Linked DNA regions of Homo sapiens: region 1 is linked to region 2. Evidence: chromatin loops called from intact Hi-C (ENCODE). Cell type or tissue: Calu3. All regions are shown on one strand.

The links. Hi-C counts contacts between places; a loop is a spot of excess contacts. Peaks named below come from ENCODE experiments on the same cell type or tissue, not always from the same donor. Only the 100,000 strongest peaks of a DNase experiment are listed, where the experiment ranks them.
Region 1: a loop joins it to region 2, with 2.9 times the contacts of the local background. A loop is called at or near these places in 10 of 110 quality-filtered maps.

The regions. Positions count from the first base shown.
Region 1 is chr11:29,155,599-29,163,598 of GRCh38, forward strand. No RefSeq gene overlaps it. Among named protein-coding and RNA genes, the nearest start is that of LINC02742, 260 kb to the left of the region's middle. In Calu3, a CTCF peak has its summit at 4,181; a DNase peak (open chromatin) is centred at 4,143.
Region 2 is chr11:28,698,220-28,706,219 of GRCh38, forward strand. No RefSeq gene overlaps it. Among named protein-coding and RNA genes, the nearest start is that of LINC02758, 160 kb to the left of the region's middle. In Calu3, no CTCF peak of the experiment used is centred here; a DNase peak (open chromatin) is centred at 4,042.

The DNA.
Region 1 (8,000 bases), 460 kb after region 2:
CGGCAGAAACCCTACAAGCCAGAAGAGAGTGGGGGCCAATATTCAACATTCTTAAAGAAAAGAATTTTCAACCCAGAATTTCATATCCAGCCAAACTAAGCTTCATAAGTGAAGGAGAAATAAAATACTTTATAGACAAGCAAATGCTGAGAGATTTTGTCACCACCAGGCCTGCCCTAAAAGAGCTCCTGAAGGAAGTGCTAAACATGGAAAGGAACAACCGGTACCAGCCGCTGCAAAATCATGCCAAAATGTAAAGACCATCGAGACTAGGAAGAAACTGCATCAACTAACGAGCAAAATCACCAGCTAACATCATAATGACAGGATCAAATTCACACATAACAATATTAACTTTAAATATAAATGGACTAAATTCTGCAATTAAAAGACACAGACTGGCAAGTTGGATAAAGAGTCAAGACCCATCAGTGTGCTGTATTCAGGAAACCCATCTCACGTGCAGAGACACACATAGGCTCAAAATAAAAGGATGGAGGAAGATCTACCAAGCCAATGGAAAACAAAAAAAGGCAGGGGTTGCAATCCTAGTCTCTGATAAAACAGACTTTAAACCAACAAAGATCAAAAGAGACAAAGAAGGCCATTACATAATGGTAAAGGGATCAATTCAACAAGAGGAGCTAACTATCCTAAATATTTATGCACCCAATACAGGAGCACCCAGATTCATAAAGCAAGTCCTGAGTGACCTACAAAGAGACTTAGACTCCCACACATTAATAATGGGAGACTTTAACACCCCACTGTCAACTTTTCCTATTTTTAAAAGTGGGTTTTTTGTTGTTGTTGTTGAGATGTTACTGTTCTTTATATTTTGAAGATATAAATCTCTTACCAAATGATTTGCAGAAATATTCTCACATTCTGTGTGTTGTCCTCATATTTCTTGATGATGTCCTTTGAAGGACAACATTTTAATGTTGATTAAATTTATCTTTTTTTGTAATTGTGCTTTTTGTGTCACATCTAAGAAAACACTGACTAATCAAAAATCATGAAGATTAACATTTACCCTGTGTTTTCTTCAAAAATTTTTATATTTTCAAGTTTTATGTTTAGGTCTCTTATCCATTTTGAATTAATTTTTGCATATTGTTTTAAGTAGGAGTATAACTTTATTTTTTCTTAATGTAGATATCTACCAAATGATTTTTTTTAACAGTTGAACTGCTTTAGCTGAACAAACTTTTCAACACATGATGCTGGCTGGAGCAATTGAACATTCATAGGCAAAAAGAAATGAATCTCATCCTAAACCTTATATCTCATAAAAATTAACTCAAAATGGATCATGGACTTAAATGTAAAATATGAAACTAAAAAACTGGTAGAAAAAAAAGACAGAAGAAAATATTTGGTATCTAGAGCTGGAAAGGAGTTTTTAGAAGAGAGAAAATCATATCTGATAAAGAAAGAAAATGTTAAACTGGACCTCATCAAAATTATAAACTTTTGTTCTATGGAATAACCTGCTGGGAGCATAAAAGCTATAGACTAAAATAAAATATTTACAAACCACGTATCTGACAAAGTAGTCATGTCTAGGAAGATATACAGAACAATATATAAAAACAATTCAATTAGATAATGGGTGGAATACATGGCAGACATTTCACTGACAAGAATAGGCAGATGGCAAATAAACACTTGAAAAGGTGTTCAACATCACTAGCCATTAGAAAAATATAAATAAAAACCACAATTAGATATCACTATAAACATATCCAAATGGAAAAATAATAAACCAAGCAAATGCTGGTGAGGATAAAGAAAAACTGGATTATGCTTTGCTGGGGGAATGTAAAATTGAATATCCACTCTGGAAAATCATTTGGCAATTTCTTATAAAACTAAACATGCAATTTACATATAGCCCAGAAATTGCTTTGCACTTGCGCCACAGAAATAAAAATTTAGCACTTGCAAAAAATACAGGAATGTTCACAATGGCTTTATTCCTAATAGCCCACAACCGAAAACAGTCCAGATGCCCTTCAATGTGTGAATGGTTAAACATACCATGTTACATCCATACCGTGAATTTCTACTTAACTATTTAGCCATAAAAAGAACAGACTGTTAAAACCACAGTAACTTTAATGGATTTCAAGGGAATTCTGCTGAGTAAAAAAATAAAAATAAAAATATTTAAAGAGCTACACATGATCACATGCTATCTATTTATATAACATACATGAAATGAAAAATTATAAAGTAGAATAGATTACTGGGTGCCAGGGATTATGGATGGGGGAGGGAAAAGATAAGTAGTGAGTATAGCTATAAAAGTGTAGCACAGAGGATCTTTACTGAGAAGAGACTATTCTTTATCTTGACTGTGGTGATGGTTACATAAATACACACATGTAATAAAATTTCATAGAACTAAATACACACTTGAATGTATATAAGTCTAATAAAGTCTGAATAAGATCAGTGGATTGTAAAAATACCAATTTTCTGGTTGTGATATCATCTTGCTGTTGTTCAAGATGTTAGCGTTGGGAGAAATTAGATGAAGAGTATATGAGGTCACTCTATATTATTTCTTACAATAGTATGTGAAACTACATTTTCATACAAAAAACAGTTTAATTGAAAAAAATTTCCCAAACTGGATTTTTTGATCCTGCCATAGATTATTCCAAAGATAACAAAAGTTTTTCTATTTCTGAGCATGATTAAAGAGAAGATAAAGAGTGCCTCTATTTCCTCTGAAGACAGAATAAACTATTTTCTTTTTGGTAAGAAGACATGCAAAATACCACTGAAACAAGTCCCACACAGTTTAATCATCTCAGAGCAACCAGTGAAATCTTTCTAAAATGTATTTAGAGCATATTTGTCTTATGCTGAATAATCCCCACTGTTTTCCCATTGTACTTGAAATAAAATTCAATTTATTTGCTATGGCATATAAGGTCCTACATAATGTGACTCCCTTATATACTTTGATCTCATCTCAACTTCTTTTACTAATTTTATTAGTTATCTATTGCTGTGCAACAAGCTACTTTAAAATATTGCAACTTAAAAGAATGCACATTTTTTTATCTGCAATTTCTGCAAAGTAGAAATCTGGGCATAGCTTAGCTGGGTCTTCTGCTTTGAGGTCTCTCACAAGGCTGTAAACATGTCAGGCAATACAAAAGTGTTACCTGAAGACTCAGATGGAGAAAAATCCACTTCCGAGCTCACCGACGTGGTCGTTAAGAGGATTCAGTTTCATAAGCGCTGTTGCACTGAGAGCTTCCATTCCTTGCTGGCTGTTGGCAAGAAGCTACCCTCAGTTTCTTGCCACATAGGCCTCTCCAACACGCCCCTTGTTTCATCAAGGCTAATGAGACAAGGGAGAGAGAGAGAATCCACAAGCAAGACAAAGTCAGCATCTTTTGTGACTTAAGTAGAAAAGGGACATCCTCTCAATGTTGCTGTATTTTATTGGTTACAAGATAGTTACTCTAGGGGAAAGCATGACACTAGGTCCTGAGTAACAACAGGTGGGGTCACTGAGGGCTATATAAGAGCCACCCTATCACACTAGTCTTCTTGCTGTTTACTGTATATCTGATCCAAGATTGTTAGAAAGCTGACTCCTTGTCATTTGGTAGGTCAGAGTTAATTGTGGAGAAGACCCAAAGTCTATAGAAGTGGAGTTGGAAATGGAGGTATATTGGGCTGATTGGCAGCTGGTAAGCTACCTGGGTGTGTAGGTGTGTCCGCAGATTGGTAAATTGAGTTAGGCTGGCCTGAAGTGAAGATTGCCAAATTCAACACAAGTGTGATAGTGAAAAATTAGAAAAGGAAATATTCATTAAATATCTTTTATGACTCAGCCACCATGTTTGTTGTTTTGCACACAAAATGTTTTACAAAATTATCTCGATGATATCATCCTAATCTTTTAAATAATGAAATCCAAGGCAGAGAGATTAAGTATCTCCAAAGATTACACAGTTGAAAAATAATTCAAACTCCTAGTCTTTCTAACTTTAATAACTGTTCATTTGCCACTGTCCCACAGTGGCTTCTGAGATGTCAGGGACTTCTCAGAGGAGCTGGTGGCCCAGGCTCGTGCTTTAGCTGGGCTCTCCTATTGAGCTTTCTCCAGGCTCCAGCGATGCTCCTTTGCATTCTGCTGCTCCCTTATGGCCATGACTGTAATTACAGCTAAGTTTACAGCCCTGGAAGAGGTTTCCAAGGGAGGGAGGCAGGAATCTGAAAGAACATTGGAGCATCAACCAAGAAAATAAAGAATTTGCAAATGAGGAAAAAAAGAGAGAAGAAAAAAGAGAAAAGAGGAGGAGGATGGGAGTTAGGACACAGAAGAGAAGGAGAAGAAGGAGAATGGTATGGTTTGGCTTTGTGTCTCCACCCATATCTCGCCTGCAATTGTTGTCTTCATAAATCCCCACGTGTCAAGGGTGGGACCAGGTGGAGGTAATTGAATCATGGGGGTGGTTTTCCCCATGGTATTTTTGTGATAGTGAGTGAGTTCTCAGGTGATCTGATGGTTTTATAAGTGTCTGGCATTTCCCTCTTGCACTCTCACTCTGTTCTGCCACCCAGTGAGGAAGATGCCTGCTTCTCCTCTGCCTTCTGCCAAGATGGCAAGTTTCCTGAGGCCTCCCCAGCAAGATGGATCTGTGAGTCAATTACACCTATTTCCTTTATAAATTCCCAATCTCGGGTATTTCTTCATACCAGTGTGAGAACAAACTAATGCAGAGGGAGAGCAAAAGCAGAAGAGGAGGGAGGGAGTTAAAAAAAAGAAAAGATTGTGGTTGGACTGCTCCAGGAATCAGACAAGTTTATTAGAAAAAAACTTTCTTCTCCGGCCTTATAGAATACATGAAAGCTTGATAGAAAAGCCGAGTATCTGCTAAATAGTGAGAGGACGGCCATGCCTCTTATAATAAAAGTATACTCAATAAAGCTTAATTATAAAATAATACCTGTAAATATAAAAAGTAAAATGAATTTTCATTTTATTTCAGATGCATTATTACATTTTATTAAAAGAAACCTGTGAAATAGGATTCTCATTATCCCTATTTACAGAAGGAGAAATTGAGGTTTGGGGAAATTTAGACTTGCCTTTTGGGTCACTCAGCTAAAACGTAGTGGACCCCAATAGTACTTCATATCTTTTCATGCCAAACTCTGTCTTTTGCTTTTATATCATATGTCTCTGTTGTACCTATCTTTCAGTTTTAAAGATTCTCTTAACCTACTGGTTCTCCCTCCAGGAGGTCTTCCGGGTTTCCTAGATCCTTTTTGGCTTCAGTTTGTAGTTGCATTATCTTAGTCTTTAAATTACAGGAATTGCTCAGGTACGGTACATTTTCACATCCAGACCACTAGTTCCATGCTTTTCCCACTCACAGATGATGCATACTTAGAACATTTGAGGTCATATTGCACAGACCTTTTAAAGAGAAGTATCAGTGAGTTTTTAAAAATCTATGTCTTTATCTCCTGCAGGTGGTTGTGGGGGGAGGGCACGTAATTGAGAGTTAATTGATTGCGTGTTTTCCCCACTAGAGTTTCATTACCATCCTACACTTCTATTATATGGGTCTTGAGGATCAAGACTTCCAAGGCCATCGATGATTCAACAAATTAATACAGACCAGAGCTAGTAATCACAGCTTGGAGATGAGGGAATGAGAGCACACTGATAGAAGTAAAGGGCAGTTTGGAAGGGAGGACCAGGGCTGCTTCCTCATTGTTTTTCCTGTCTGTCTGCAGTTCATTGTGTTCTTGAAAATGTTACTTTTCCAGTACCTAATGAATGATACATCAAGGCCTGCCATGAAACTGTAGGGAGAGACTTTATGGTATGACTCATGAGCCATGCTGAATTACAGATCTTTTCTCATTAGTCTGATTAAAAACCTAAGCTCATTATGGCTCAGGAAGTGATTTAGTTTCAATGCCTTTTGGTTATGTTCCTTTTTTATTTTCCAGGAGTGCATATTTTGGCTAAGAATTCATTTTCTATTTTAAATGGTTCTAAATTTCAATTCTTAAAATGTGTGTTCATTATCATATCATTCAGACCTGTAAATGTTCTTTTTATATTTTAAGAACTATTATTTATAAGCAAAGTGATTTTAATTTTATCTCATGTAATATTTTCCTTCACAAATGAGAATCTTCAAGAAAGACTTTTGGCATGTTATTTTTTTGACTTTCTGAATAAAATACTTTTCCATAATACTGGAGAGAGAATGTTGGCTTTGGAGTTAGATCTAAGATGGATGCATACGTCAGTCATTTCCTATAGTCTCATATTGGACAATTCATTTAAACCTATTAAGTCTCAACTTCTTCATCTTTTAATGAAATTGGAATAATACTAGTGGCTTAATAGCATTGATATGAATATTAAATACGTTAATATATGTAAAGCATGTAAAACAATAGTGGCCCAACAAATGTGAGCCTCCCTTCCTCCCTTTACTAATATGTCAGTGTAGGGATTTTATATTTTAGTGCTAACAAAAAAATTCTTCAATCAGAGAGGATGATTAATTTTTAAATATGCATCGCTGATAGGATTTAAGTGTGTGTTCACATGTCTCTGGGGTCACATGTGCCTCTCTAAGTGTTAACTAGGAGTTAATAGCTTAAAACTCTTGGGATTATTTTTCAGAAATTCTGTTACAAAGCAGGCAAATGAATCACGGTCTATATGTTAACTGTTAACAGTTCCATATTAGGTGTACCCAACTGATCAGCTGAAGGGACATCAAGACCTTGTCTGGCATGTAAACATGCCCCTTGCCAATTGTGACTGAGTAGTTGTCCCTCAAACAATAATACATGGTTCTCACTGGAGGGTGGCCAATTTTTGCCCTCCAGGGGGCATTTGATAATGTCTGCAGACATTTTTTATTGTAAAAAATGCAAAGGTAGTACCGGCATCATATACAAGAATACTTACTGCTAAATGCCTTATAATGCATAGGATAGCCCCTCCTAACAAATAATTGTGTGGCCCAAAATTTCCATTGCACTGCTATTGAGCAACTCTGGCCTGATGAAATCACCATTTTCCTCAAGAATATTCCTTTTTGTATCCTGTTTTTGATGTCATGTAGAAACAGCCAGAGGCTTACAAAATCTAAGGGGTTGTCATGGCTATTGAGTAGAGATGTGACCAGCTGTGCTTTCTTTCGATTCAGGACTGATCAAGTGAAAATAGGTCTGAGGTACAAGAAACCTAGTTTGAAATGAGGAAGAGCTTCCTCTGAGTAAAGAAATGCAGTGCCAATAACCTTTGTATTGGAATTTTCATGTAGACTATGTGAATTGCTTCCCTTGTAATATTTCACATTGGAGGTCATTATATCTTCCAATATCCCAAGTTGGTCACAATCAGATAAATTAGTTAAATGGCAAAGGAGCCTAGTGCGGATTCTGTAAACTTTTATTACCTGATACTTCTTGTGAACCCTACCATCTTAACTCTTGGGCTTCCCCAAGTGGTACTTCATCATCATCACAAAATTCTAGATTAAATGCATTTTTTTCTTTTCTTTCTTTCTTTCTTTTTTTTTTTTTTTTTTTTTTTGAAAGAGGGTCTCTCTCTGTCACCCAGGCTGGAGTGCAGTGGTGCAATCACAGTCTGCAGCCTCCATCCCCTGCGCTCATCTCAAGCTATCCTCCTACCTCAACTTCCCCCAGCTTCCTGTCTGGCTGAGTAGCTGGGACTGCTGGGACTATATAGCTCAAGCAATCCTCCCAAAGTGCTGGTATTACATGCATGAACCGGGCCAAGCTTTTTTTTTTTTTTTTCCTTGAAGTAATGCTTGATTGTTTTTCTCCCAGCATATGTTTTTAACATCTATATTATTGCCAAACTTTCTGTTTCCATGGAAGTCTACAGAAGGCTCCTAAACAAAAGAATAAAAGGATATATGTATGGTTGGTGCATAGAAAATATTTCTGAAACTTTCTGTTATTGTTTT
Region 2 (8,000 bases):
TTTTAGTTCTCGCTACAGAAAGAGAAATGTATTCTAGAAAGTATACATTAAATAATGTCACATTAATTCCCAGCAAAATCTCAAAGTGGATTATTAAAGATGTGGTTTGTGTGCACTGAAAAAAACCTAATGATCTTGTGTGGAGCAATAGGTCTCTATATACACATGAAATATATTAACACCAATAACCTGATCTTCTTTTAAATGAGAATTACTAACCTGTGTTAGTGAAATGCTACAGTTGTTGATTACATTGGTTTTGCATGAATTCAGATTGTTGATGGCTTTGTGATCCCTTTCCTTTTCTTCGTAGCTTTTTCCTCGCCGCACCATCACTTCCTCCATGATGAAACTGAACTCTTGGCCAGAGCATTGTATAGGAGTATAAATACACAGTGAACAAACCTGAGCCCCTAGAGGGCAAAGATGGCACTTCACTTTTAAATTTTTGTGTCTCTCTAACATGTATATCAGTGTGTGGTATATTTGTGTCAAAATATATTGAGACTTAGTAACTAGGAGGATGATGTTGGATAAGATCCTTATATCTCTGGCCTTCATTATAATTAATTAACTGATTTATTTTTGAGAAGAAGTGTCACTCTGTCGTCCAGGCTAGAGCAGAGTGGTGCAGTCTTTACTCACGGCAACCTCTGTTTCCTGGGTTCAAGCGATTCTCATGCCTCAGCCTCCCAAGTAGCTGGGATTACAGGTGTGCACCACCACGCCTGGATATTTTTTTGTGTTTTTAGTAGAGATGGGGTTTCACCATGTTGGCCAGGCTGGTCTCGAACTCCTGGCCTCAAGTGATCCACCCGCCTCAGCCTCCCAAAGTGCTGGGATTACAGGCTTAAGCCACCTCGCCCAGCCTCTGATCTTCATTTTTATCACCTATATAATGATCTAGAGGAAGCATATCTCCAAGGACCTAAGACACTTTAAAAATCGCTGTACACAGGTATAACCTTCTCAGATATTACCGAGTAGAGCAGAACTAGTTGTACCAATTCTAAAAGCCCTCTGTTTTGAGTGATGATTTTAGAGTGATTTTTACTGATGCTTATATCCCTGTTTAGTAGTTTTACTACTTCTGTCTCCTGTTGATAAGCTGTTAGCTCTCCATTCTCACTTCTTCAGTACTAATCACCCCTCTCCCACCTCTTATTTGCTGATGCTAAACCTCTGCATCTTGGAAACCAATATTCTTATTTATGTTACATAATACTAAACAAAAATGTTTGAAATTCTGACACCCTGTAGCCCTTTGTGGTAACGTTAGGTTTGTTTCACTTCATCCTGTGGCAGACAGCATGTGGCCTTTGTGAGAACTATTCCCTCAGCCCTGTCCCCATGAAGTTCTGCTCTGTGGCTATATTTCAGACAGATGATGTCGCCAAAAATCTGATCTTTAAATGAGTTAGGGGCATTGTTACATAATCGCTGGTAGACCACCTGTGTATTTCTATTCAGAGCATAATCTGCCTCCATATGTTGGCTGATATGTGAATAGATCAGTGTGTAAATCAGAGCACAAATATTTAGTGAGAATTTTCCCTCACTTTGTGTAAGCTTCTGATCATGGAGATTCAAAGAAGTGAAAGGCAGAATCCCTAGTCTCAGGAAGATGTGACACAGATAATATCACTGTTACATAAAAAAAATAAACATTAGAAGCCACAGAACAGTTGTGTTTAGCAGTCAAGTGCAGAGCTCAGAGATTCAGTACCTTGCCTTCAGAGGCTAAATAGGCTACAGTGAATTTCTTTGGTCAAAAAGCTTCTAGGGCAGTCTACTGGGTATGAAGGTTCTGACAGAGCTCTGTGACATTTTGTTAACTGAGGTAAGCTGACTGTTTTTTCAGACAGGTTTTAGCTGCCATCTTGTGTCCCATCCCTTCTTCTCTGAGAATGGCTGATCCATTACTCCTCCTTCTTTATTGCTCCAGGAAGCTTCTATCTTTCCATGCTGTAGCTTGGTGCTTGCCCCAACTACCCTGTAGATTGTGGGCCTGTTTAGAAGTTAAAGGTGCATTTCTTCCAATCAGCTAAAAATAGACTCCTTCATGTACATTGCTCCTCCAAGAAATACGACCTGGTGATTTTATGACCATTCAGGTTCAGCTTCCAAAATATAGATACGGAGTGAGAGGAAGAACATGGACTCAGTGATAGATGAACCTGGCTCTGAATTGTGCTCCCCCATTTCTTGATTGTTATACTCTTGCCAAGCTCCTGAGATTCTCTAAGCCTTAGTTTCTTCAGCTGTAAATACAGGATAACAAGGAGCTATGCTTCAGAGGAATAAATTTGGCAGAAATAATTATGATAGTCTAGAGGGGAATGAGAAAGTGCTGGTTGAGAGACCAGTTGAGAAATTGATCTCAGTGTACAAAAAAGTGATAAAGTGGTCTGACCAAGAGGTAGTTTTTTAAAATATAAACTGGCCTAAAAAATCCAGGGTAGATGATTGTTGTCAATTAAAAAAAACACACACACATGATCTAGGTGCTCTTGTTGAAGGTATTGGTGGGCAAGACTGCAAAGATATGATTCTGAAACTTAATGAGGTCAGGGACTTTATGCATCTTGTTATTCTAGTGCCTTCCATGGTGTGTGCTTCCTTATAGATAGTCATTTTATAAATGTATTTGATGAATGAAAATCATCACATTTTAGTCTTGCCACATCCTAGCTCAGTGACACCTGAGGCTGTGGCATTTGACTGGTATCCAGTGCTAATTATGCCCAAAGTAGAATCCAATATGGCTTGAAGGGCTTTATTTTATGGCATTTTTGCAAGGCTAAACTTGTGAGTCAGACAATTCTGTGTTAGTATCCTCGATTTCTTATAAACTGTACTGAATAAGTTGTTTTATTGTCCTAAGCCTCAGTTTCATCTTCTATAAAGTGAGGATAATATCATCAACCTAAATGGTGTAAAGAGTACCAACAACATATGTACAATTGTTAGCATATTACGCAGCACATAATAATATATAAACAGTAACATTTAGCTATCTGTTATCTTTATTGTTGTTGTCAGTGCAATTATATCCAATCCTCCCTAGCCATTCAGCAATGGTCAGTCTTTGCTTACAAGCTAGACCATATGAAAGAATCCAGTTCAGTGCAAAGCTCACAGTGGGTCAGTCACACACCTGGATCTTGAGAACCAGACTTAGTAAAGCCTACATCTGAATGGGGGAGTGGCACAGTAAAGCACTACCCTTTGTTGCTTCCCTTTTACCCTCTTATCAGGACAACTAGGCAGTGACTGAATGAAAGACTTGCCTTTCCTATTAGTGCAGAGTTAATGCTGCTGGAACACAGCTCCTCCATCCACATTCCATCCATGATTCTCTGGCAAGAGTCATTGGCATTCAGGGTACAATGTACATGCTTGCCTCCTTCACCTATATTCCAACTGCATTATTCCATAGGAATGCTATGGAAGGGACTTGGCTGTAATCATGTTTCATTTGTAGAGTGGTTATTCCAATAGATTTTAGATGAAGTAAGTTTTAAGGACTAATCTGGAAACTGTCATTACCCCCCTGCCCCAACTCCAGTCCCCTTAAATATTTCATCACTGCTCTCCAAAGCCCCATCTCACACATCATGATTTTTATGGGGACACTAAGTTCCCCAACCAACCTACAAATGGTTTCTGGAATGCAGATGGTTGGGACGTTTTCATCATTATTGTGATTGTTACGAAAGGAGTAGTAGTACAGAGATGTGATCGAGGGCTCCTGGCTCTGTGTTGGTCTCTGCCATTCACTTGCTTTCTGTCCTTGGAGCAGTCATATCTTCCTCTGGGACTCAGTTTGCTCATCTGTAAAAAGAGGGTTTTTTACTACATGCTCACTGAAGCCTCTTCCAGCTCTAAAGGCCTCTGATTCAGCAAAACTCTTATTAATGAAGCTATTACAAAAGGCTTGTGTTGGATTGATTATGGTGGCCACTGCTTTCCTGGGCTGTCACAGTCCTCACTTCTTCCTTTTCCCCTCACGTCCCTGTGGTATGTTGGCATAGGATGAGTCACTGCCGGCTATGGCATACATCCAGAAATGGAATGCCATCCTCCTTCCTGGCACAGGGAGGGAGAAGTGTGACTTTTTATATCCCCTCCTATTGATTAATGACATCTACTTCATAAGAATTATGATTACTCTGGTCTCATCAAGCCACTTCTAAGAATACAAATTCTATGCATTTACTGCAACCTCAGGACAAGATTGACCTCGGAAAGGCTTTGGGAACACTTTAGAAAACATCTCTTCCTCCCACTGAAAGGTTCACAACTATTGTTTTCCTCTTCTGACTCATCTTTGAATCAGTAAATTAAATATGTATAACTTGTGAAGATTTCATTTTTATTAAGGCAAGGTGCTTTGCTGAGCAATGTCAAGATTTAGAAGTGTACAGCTCTCCTTTTCTCCCTTCTCAATGATTTTATTTCCTGTAGTTTGTAGGAGGACTTTCAGAGAGCTGTTCTCTTTATCCTTCTCTGTGGCTCTGGCTCTTTTCTGTATCATAGAGAAGTTAAAAAGAGTTGATTATCATCTACTCTCCTAGGGTGGTCAAGACTTGAGGATTCAGAGGCTGTTTCTCAAGTAAGTGTTGCCTATTATGTTTTCTTGCCTATTATGTCTTACTCTGGAATTGAGGAAGAGTCATATTTTTTCATTATGTTGTTTGTGACATCTCTGGAATACCCTTTTTTGGGGGGACAGGGTCTCATTATGTTGCCCAGGTTGGTCTCCAACTCTTGGGCTCAAGTGATCCTCCTGCCTCAACCTCTTAAGTAGCTGAGACAACAGGTATGCACCATTGTGCCCAGCCTACCTTAATGATCCTCCCATCTGGAATGTTCTTATCTTAACCCTCCTCCCCCGCCTGCCATTTGATCAGTTCCTTACTCTCCCTTGCTGTATTTTCCCCAAAGGGGCTAGTTTATTTCACAACCTATATAAAGCTTTTCTGTCTACATTATTTTTTCCCTTACATGAATATCTGTACAACTTGGCTTTTTCCTTTTAAAAATAATTTAATTGGATTATATATCAGATTTTTCTATAGTTTTTCTTAGTATGCACTTCTCACCTTCCCACTAGATTGGAGGTTTCTTGAGGTCAAAAGACTGCAGGCTTTTAAGTTAATAAATACATATGTATTGAACTATTTTTATGATTATGGTATATAGTATAATTTATTTCTGTCTTTTGTACTGCACTTAGCATGGATTTCAGGTGTTACTGAAACTCTTTGTTGACAACAAATTGAGTAGTATATGACATCATCTAAAAAACTGTAACTCTTATTTGTCAAACAACTCAAGTAGTAGGGATCATAGAGGTTTGAGAGCAATTTAGACGAATGTTTAACTTTCTCCTTGTATTTTAGTCCTATTCAGTTCTCTAAGCATGTATCAGGAGTCAATTAAATGCTAGGCACTATCTGGGTACTAGAAAATATACCGAGAAAATTATCAGGCTCGCTGTGCTCAAGGAATGGTTACACTATTTTCGGGCAAGTCATTTAATATTCAGACCTATTTTCCTACCAATAATTGTGCCTTGCTTAAAAATAGAACCTTTTTGAAATTGAGACATGCTGAGTTTCTTTTTGTCTTCCTTAATGTGTTGAGAGGATTTACCTTATGAAAAGTGATATTTTTTTGATGATAGGAGGCTTTTGTTCCCTTCATTTGTGTCATTGTTACTTTTAGGGGAAGGGGTGCCTGTGTGAGAGTTAGTTTTATGCAATTATATTAAGAAATATGAGTGACAATGGGCTGCTCTTGTGACAACCTCAGTCTTTCTCCTTCCTTCCTCCTTTTTTCCAGCAGACCACTTAGTACTTGCGATTTTTTTCCATCTGTTTCCCTTCTCCTTTGATTTTTTTCTTTTCTTCCTTTTCAAACAGTTGTTGCCACCATAGTCCAAATTCTTATCAACATAACAACATCCATTCACTCAACAAATATTTAGAGTTTGTACTGTCGTCACTGTTTTAGACACAAGGATGCAGCAGCAAAAAATAAGATAAATAAAAGAGAAATTAATAAAACTGTAATATAATCCTACCTTCATGGAGTTTCCTTTCTAGTGTAAGTAAATCAGAAATCAAATAAAAAACTGGGGGGAGAAAAAGGGTATGTTGTGTGAATTAAGAGCCATGGAGAAAAATCATGGTGAGAAGGTGAACTGGCAATTTCTTTCCTGGTAGTAAGGGTGGCAATTTTAAGGGCAGAAATCCTTACTTTTTTAAAGATTATCTTTAAAGGAAGATAATCTTTCCATAAAAACTTGAAAATCTTGAGGGAGCAAGTCCTGTAGATATCTGGTGGGAGAACATTCCAGGGAGAGTGAGCAACTTATAGCAAAATCTCTGAGGTGAGCCTGAGGAAGGGTGGTAGGAAATGGGAGAGGCAGGGCAGGGACCTGAAGGCCATTAACTTTGGCTTTTAGGCTAAGTAAGAGCCACAGCTGTTGGAGCACTTTGAGAGGAGGAAAGACCTTATCTAACTTATATTTTAACAGAATTATTCTGGCTGCTGCGGTCAGCCTCTAAAGGGCAAGTAAAAAAGGTAAGGAAACCAGTTAGAAGGCTATTGCAGTGACCAGAGTGAGAGACAATGGTGGCTTGGACCAGAGTAGGATTGGTGGAGACTGTAAGGAGTATCAGGGGGTCCTGCATATATCTTGAAGTAAGAGCCAAGAGGATTTGCTCATAGACTGGACATGGTGTATGAGGAAGGAAGTCTATTCAAGGATGACTGCCAGAGTTTTTGGCCTAAGCAGTTGGAAAAATTGAGCTGTCATTTTAAGAAGAGTATGTTTGAGGCATTTAAGTTTGAGATGCTTATTAGAAATATTAAGTAGCAAGTGTTTGTAACACTATGGACCTCAAGGGTGAGGTTCAGGTGGGAGGTTTATGTTTAGGAGTCAGCATATTTATGATATTAAAAGTCATGAGACTGGATGAGATCATCAAGAGCGTTAATATAGAAAGAAGAATGAAGAGGGGTAGTGGGTGGGCCCCAGGGTGTCCTAAGGTCCGGAGTCTGGAGAGATGAGAGGGAACCGCAAATCAGACCAGCTTGTGAGGTGGGAGGAAGACCAGAACATAGTGTCCTGTAAGCCAAGCAAATAAAGTGTTTCAAGAAAGAGATTGACTTTGATAAATGCTGCAAAGTAAGATGAGGATAATTGAAAGGTTTCTTGAACAGAAACCTGGTATTCCCACCCCAACTTTCTCAATATCATTAGGTTTAGTTTTCTAAAACTTGTTTTTTATCATGTCCTACTCAAAACAACTCTCGCTGGTTTTAATTATCATACACTGAAGCGCCAAATGCCTGAGTTTGCCATTTAAGGCCTTATAAATATCTCCATTCATCACTTTCCAGTAGGGGATGGCCAGCCTCCTGGAGTTTCCCATACCTCCCATGTTCTTTTCTCATGCCACATCTTTGCTTTATACTATGTTCTTTACTGCATATGGCCTTCCTTTTTTGTAACCCCAGTCGACATTCCCTTCCCTGCCTAGCTGAAACCCTCATCATGCCAGGCCTTGAGGAAATTTCCTGTCTCTGAGTTCCCATAACTCACCACTTTATCATTCACAGTGGCACTTGCAACATCCCATAATTTTTCAACCGTTATGTGGGCAGAAAACTCATCTTCTTTAGGGGATTGAATTCCTTTAGAGTAGGAACCAAGTTTTAAACCCCATAGCTTCTGTAGCTCCCTGAAAAACTAGGTCTTCAGGATTGAGCACGAAATAAGACTCCAAGGAACACTTAAAATCATTAGAAATTAGAGTAAAAATGGAAATCTATCTTTAGCTATTTGGCTGGTCCAGATATTTTCTTTCTTTTCTTTATTTCACATATATGGAATTATTTCTTTACAAGAAAATCTTGCAGGAAGCCTCAAATTGTAAAGTAGATAAATGCAGAGCTGCTATGGTTGAGGGAAGAAGGTAGGAGCCCAG